Linked DNA regions of Homo sapiens: region 2 is linked to region 1. A link is a contact called in ENCODE Hi-C or POLR2A ChIA-PET data. All regions are on one chromosome and are shown on one strand. Each heading gives the region's core, a stretch centred on a gene start or an enhancer-like site at or near the end of the contact. The rest is flanking DNA. Distances are from core to core; before and after follow the strand shown. Region 1 holds the start of PLEKHH3 (pleckstrin homology, MyTH4 and FERM domain containing H3). Region 2 holds the start of NMT1 (N-myristoyltransferase 1).

The links. Hi-C counts contacts between places; a loop is a spot of excess contacts on that map. ChIA-PET counts read pairs that join two places held with the same protein, here RNA polymerase II (POLR2A). Pooled maps may share reads with other maps.
Region 2: a loop to region 1 is called in a map with no recorded cell type, with 10 times the contacts of the local background. The contact joins the promoter of NMT1 here to the promoter of PLEKHH3 in region 1. A Hi-C loop is called at or near these places in 1 of 37 single-sample maps with no recorded cell type and 6 of 50 pooled maps. POLR2A ChIA-PET finds 5 or more read pairs at or near these places in 1 of 52 experiments (activated CD4-positive, alpha-beta T cell).

The regions. Positions count from the first base shown.
Region 1 is chr17:42,675,641-42,678,340 of GRCh38, forward strand. It overlaps PLEKHH3 (pleckstrin homology, MyTH4 and FERM domain containing H3), which reads right to left and starts at 1,354. Exons shown (of 13, transcript NM_024927.5): 1 at 762-1,354. The coding sequence starts at 923. RefSeq lists silencers at 1-14, 1,135-1,194, 1,285-1,534, 2,395-2,474 and enhancers at 1,645-1,744, 1,765-1,814, 1,945-2,024, 2,005-2,506, 2,507-2,700.
Region 2 is chr17:45,060,060-45,062,759 of GRCh38, forward strand. It overlaps NMT1 (N-myristoyltransferase 1), which reads left to right and starts at 1,258. Exons shown (of 12, transcript NM_021079.5): 1 at 1,258-1,401. The coding sequence starts at 1,271. It also overlaps a transcript of DCAKD not described here. RefSeq lists enhancers at 38-1,029, 889-1,068, 1,030-2,021, 1,169-1,528, 1,382-1,676 and 1 more.

The DNA of each region.
Region 1 (2,700 bases), core at 104-2,603:
AGCCTGACCCGGGCCACAGCACACGGGAGTCTGGCCGCCAGTGTGCAGGAGGGATGGGGGAGGAGACGTCAAGGGATGGAGGTCTCCCACACCAATCGTGCCTCCGTTTCCCCACGGGGAGATTCGACAAAACCAGGCAGCAGCCCAGTGTCCCTCACCATCCATCCCCTCAGGGGTTTCCCAGGAGCCTCACCCGGGAAAGCCGAGAGTTCTGTCCTGAGTGGCAGGGTAATGAGGAGGGGTCCTCAAAGAGCTCCCACCTCCCTCTCCTTGGGGTCCCCGCCACAGACCCCAATCCTGGGATGACTTCTCCCCCTCGTCCAGGTCTCCGCAGCGGGAGCTCTCGCATCTGGCCTCCGCACTTGCGAACTGGGAGCGGAGGGGGACCCAGGCGTTCGAGCCGCCCAGCCGGCCTCGCCACATTCCTCGGCGCTGGCGGAGGCGGAAGGAGACGGGATGGGACGCGGGCCCAGCGGGGAAGGGAGAGGCAGGGCCAGGTCGGGCCACGCGTGACGCCTCCCCTGCCTCAGGGCCCCCAGCAGGTGGATAGCGCCCAGCCTGCAGCGGGAGGCCCACAGGCACATCCCGAGTAGGGCTGCTGCTCCGAGAGCTCCCGGGGGCTTTGGCCCCCAGGCAAAAAACTCTCCCTCATCCCTAGTTCGCCAAGCGCGCAGCGTGTGGCTGGAGGCTGGAGCGGATCAGCGTGACGGCCGGTTACAGCGAGAGTGATTGAGACGAGGCTCCGAACCCCCGGGACTTACCCTCCCGCCGCCCGCTGGACTCGGGGTCCGCAGCTCAAAGGTTTCCTCGTCCTCGTCCTCGTCCCCGTCCCCGCTAAGCTCGCCGTCCCCGTAGTCCCGGTGCAGAAGAGTGAAGCCTCGACGGCAGCAGAGAAGCCACCATAGTCCCCCGGGGAGAGGCATCCGGGCGAGGAGCTGCGGATGGGGGCGCGGGCAGCCGCGGCCGAGCAGTAGGGGGTCGGAGGAACTGGCGGGGCTCCGACCCGAGCAGGGGAAAGATGAGGTGGGAGGAGCAGAAGGGAGAAGAGGACAGGGAGGAGGCAGTGTCCTGGGCTGGGGTGCAAGGGGACGCTAGCCAGACGCTGAGGGGGGCTCAGTGTCTGGGCCCCCGGAGGGGGGAGGGGGAAAAGCGTCCAGGGCCCCGGGAGAGGAGGGAGCAATGTCCGGAGCTGGGAAGTAGTGTCCGTTGGAGTGTCCAGCCCTGTGGGGGGCAGTGTCCGGTGCAGCGTCCGAGGTGGGCAGTTGTCCAAGCTCCAGGGAGGGTCGTGTCCGGTAGGGCGTCCGGTGGCCGGGGCCCGGGCCGCGCGCGCTGCGCTCCCTGCAGCCCCGGGACTGGCGCGCTGGGGGCGCGAGCACAGAGCTGGGACCCCGCCCCCCCGGCCCCCTCCCTCCCGGGGGGCCCCCCCTCTCTCTTCTTTCTCTCCTCCCTTCTTTACTAGGCAGGGTCCAGGTTTCGTCACAGTCTCCTCTGTCCAATCCCTGTGCCTGGCGCCGGGCGCGGCTACCAATCAGACGGCTGAAACCGCGTTGGGTTGCATCATGTGCCCCTGGCTTGGTGACAGCGGGGAGGGGCGGGGAAACAGGGAGGGAGGGGACGAGGCTATGTTAGCCACGCCCCAGTCTCTGAGGTCGGACGCGGGGTGCTAGTGACGTCACGGAAGCCCGCCTTCAGGCTCTTGTTTTAACTCTTGGCTCACCAACCAATTAAAAACCCTGTTGAGGAGTTTTGGCACAGGACAGAGGAAAACCCAACTGCCGCTCTCTGAACCCCTGTCTCGTCTCAGGGTCCCTGAGAAAGGGAAACGCCTTGGCTACTAAGAGGATGTCCAGACCTGCGAGGACACAGCTCTGGAGGTGGCCCTCCACGTCTGGGGAGAAGGAGTCCAGTTTCTCCAGTTTCTCGGTCTGATTCAGCTCTCCCCCACCCTTTTTTTTTTTTCTTCCAGACAGGGTCTCGCTGTCTTGCCCAGGCTGGGGTGCGGTGGAGCCATTATAGCTTACTACAGCCTCGAACTCCTCGGCTCAAGGGATCCTCCCACCTCAGCCTCTCCAGGAGCTGGGACTACAGGCGTACACCACCATGCCTGGCTAATTTTTTAAATTTATTTTTTGTAGAAATGGAGTCTCACTATGTTGCCCAGGCTGGTCTTTAACTCCTGGGCTCAAGCGATCCTCCCAGCTTGGCTTCCCAAAGTGCTGGGATTACAGGTATGAGCCACTGCACTCGGCCTCACCTCCTTTTCGAGGTGAAGGAGTTGAGGCAGGCACTCTGGGAAGGTGCAGACCTAGGCCGGAAATAAAATCGAATATAGAGCTCACAGCTCACCGAACTCAGCTGGGGAGACTGACTTGGATTCTAAGGAATTCTGTGGTCTCCGAATACAGTGGAGGCCTCTTAGGGCTAATATCCTGCGGCTCTGTATAGGAAGGGGTTAACTCAGGCGCTAGGCGGCCGGGGCGGGGCCGCGGCCTCCGCGGGCGCGCGCGCGCGTTGCTGACTCAGCGGCGATTCCAGAGATCTTGGATGGAGGGTTCCAGGTCGGTCCCCAGTGGCTGGCGTGTGGGACCCTTTGAGGATCGGCGCCGTCTCCGGGCCTTCCCTGGATCCTGGCCCCTAGAGGCCGTGGGGGACCCCTTTTCGCCGCTGCTGCGGGAGGCTCTGAGGACTGCTAGCCTGGGC
Region 2 (2,700 bases), core at 8-2,507, 2.4 Mb after region 1:
CACCACTGCACTCCAGCCTGGGAGTCAGAGAGAGACTCCGTCTCAAAACAAAACAAAACAAAACAAAGGTTGAATAATAATAATAGGACCTATATTGTAGACTTGTTGAGAGGATTAAATGAGATAATGTACGAAATGCCTTACTACAGAGTCTGGCACTTATTAAAGAAAGAGTTGATGTGGGCTGGGTGCCGTGGCTCACGTCTGTAATCCCAGCACTTTGCGGGGTTGGGGTAGGAAGATCCTTAGAGGCCAGGAGTTCGAGACCAGCCTGGGCAACAAGGCGAGACCCTCGTCTCTACAAAAAATATATAAATTATCCGGGTGTGGTGGCTCATGCCTATAGTCCTAGGTACTTGGGAGGCTGAGGTGGGAGGATACCTTGATTGCAGTGAGCTGTGATCTTGAGCCATTGCGCTCCAGCCTGGGCGACAGAAGGCGGCCGTATTTAAAAAAGAAAAAAGAAAGAAAGAAAGAAAAGAAAAGAAAAAAAGGGTCGTTGTGGAAAATTCTTGTGGGGAATTAAAGGGACCACGTGTGCGCGAAAGAGCTTGGCGAAGATAAGTACCTGGAGGCCAAGATGAGGCGGCGAGCCCTGCCTCCCTAGCAGTGTGGTCTCCTGGCTTAGGGTCAGTGCTTCGCACAAAAAAATCCACTGCCTCTCATGAGACCTTGAACTGCCAATGACCGCAGGTTGCCCAGACTCCCGAGTGAGGAAGGCGGCCAGGAGTCAACTAGGCTTCTTGCGGAAAAGCCCACTCTAAGAAGGCCTGGGGCATTCCGGCTCCAGGCAGGTAGCACCCGCGGGCCTCAGGCCCTTTCACTTACCCGGGAAACGTAACGGTCCTTAACGGCAGCCAATAACGGCTCCCAGCGGCCCAGGCACTGGCAAGGGCAGGCTGAAATCAAACCTCGGATTTTGGAACCTCCACGCCTGAAACCCTAAACCAGCATCGAACTACAACTCCCATCATGCCAGGCGGCCGCCCGGTTCCCAAGGGTCGGTCCCACCAACCTTGCGCCCCTTCTTTCCTCAAAGCGTGGCCGAATGCCTAGGCTTCCGGGTATCAGTGGCCCCGCCTCTTAATCCGACCGGAGCCGTCCCTCGTGATTCCTGGGTATTGTAGTCAGTTTCCTGGGAAAGAGTCGCTCCTAGTGGCAGCTCGCTTCGCCAGAAAAACTACAAAACCCAGAATGCAGCGCAAATTCCCCTTGTCCAATAGGAACCCCCCATGTAGTGGGGCGCGGAGCCCTGCTCTCGCAACTCAAGATGGCGGACGAGAGTGAGACAGCAGTGAAGCCGCCGGCACCTCCGCTGCCGCAGATGATGGAAGGGAACGGGAACGGCCATGAGCACTGCAGCGATTGCGAGAATGAGGAGGACAACAGCTACAACCGGGGGTAACGAAATCCTCGGAGTCCAATTCCCGTCCAGCCTCCCACAACCTGGGTCTCTGGGGTGCGGGGAAGTCACCGGGAGCTTAGTCTAGCCCCACCCTCATGTTCTTATTGGCTAAGTCACTAGGATTCTGCCTGGCGATTGGTTATTGCCTTTGTCATTTACCAAGGGTGGGTGCTCTGGATATTAAGGGCCGGAGACGTTCAGTACTTTTATTATATAAAAGTTCTATGCAGTGTTCCACTCGTGTGCTTCAGGCCATTCCTGGGAAAAGAGCATGTTGGACGATGGTTTTCGATGGTACAACACAGGACAGTCTAGTAACAGTACAGTTCAAAGGGAACGTTACTTATAGACGTGTTGTTTGAACAACGTGACTAGCAATAAACGAATCATAAAACATTTCGCAGCAGTTCACCCTCAGTGAGGAAACTCATCAGACTATACAAACTGTATGTATAATTATATTGTAAAATATCACTACCAGAGAATCCCAAAATATAAACTCACCTTATAAACCTATGTAATTAACGGTATGGTAATGCTTTGATTTACATAGTTTCCATTGCTCCAAATAATCCATAAGTATCCTGAACGATATATTAATATAATTAAGTCTTCGAACATCTTTGCCTTGTTACCTTTGCAGAGCAGCCCCAGGCTTCAAGAAATGAGCGATGTTGTTTCTTGGAGAGTATTTGGAATCCTCGGGCTCCATACTGCCTATCCTGTACTTTAGGGTCTTGCCATTAGTTACTATTTGTTCCTAGGGATGAAGAAACACACCAGGCATTTGAATGTTGAATTCTTTTCCCAAATTAGTTTTTACTTCTGTAAGCCACAGCTTATTCATCTTTCTTCACATGGTTAGTGCCTGGCACTGGCACTCACGCTGTCTCTCCCCATCTTCCTGTCTATATTTGTAGATATATTTTTAAACTGAAAGTCGTGAGAGATTTTTGGGTGTATAACTTGCTGAGTCTGAGGTAGTCTGATTTTCGTAGCCAGCTTGTTATTCGCAGTATTGGTGGCAGTGCAGATATAAAGGTATAAAGACCAAGGACTGCGTAGAAGAGATGGTCCCACAAGATTATAGTACATATTTTTATTGTATCCTTTCTATGTTTAGGTATGCTTAGATACACAAATACTTACCATTGTATTATAGTTGCCTGCAGTACTCAGTAACATGCAGCAGCCTATTGCTCCTAGGCTACAAACCTGTATAGCATGTTACTGTAATGTACACCATATAGCCTAGGCATTTAGTAGGCTATACCATCTAGATTTGTGTAAGTACA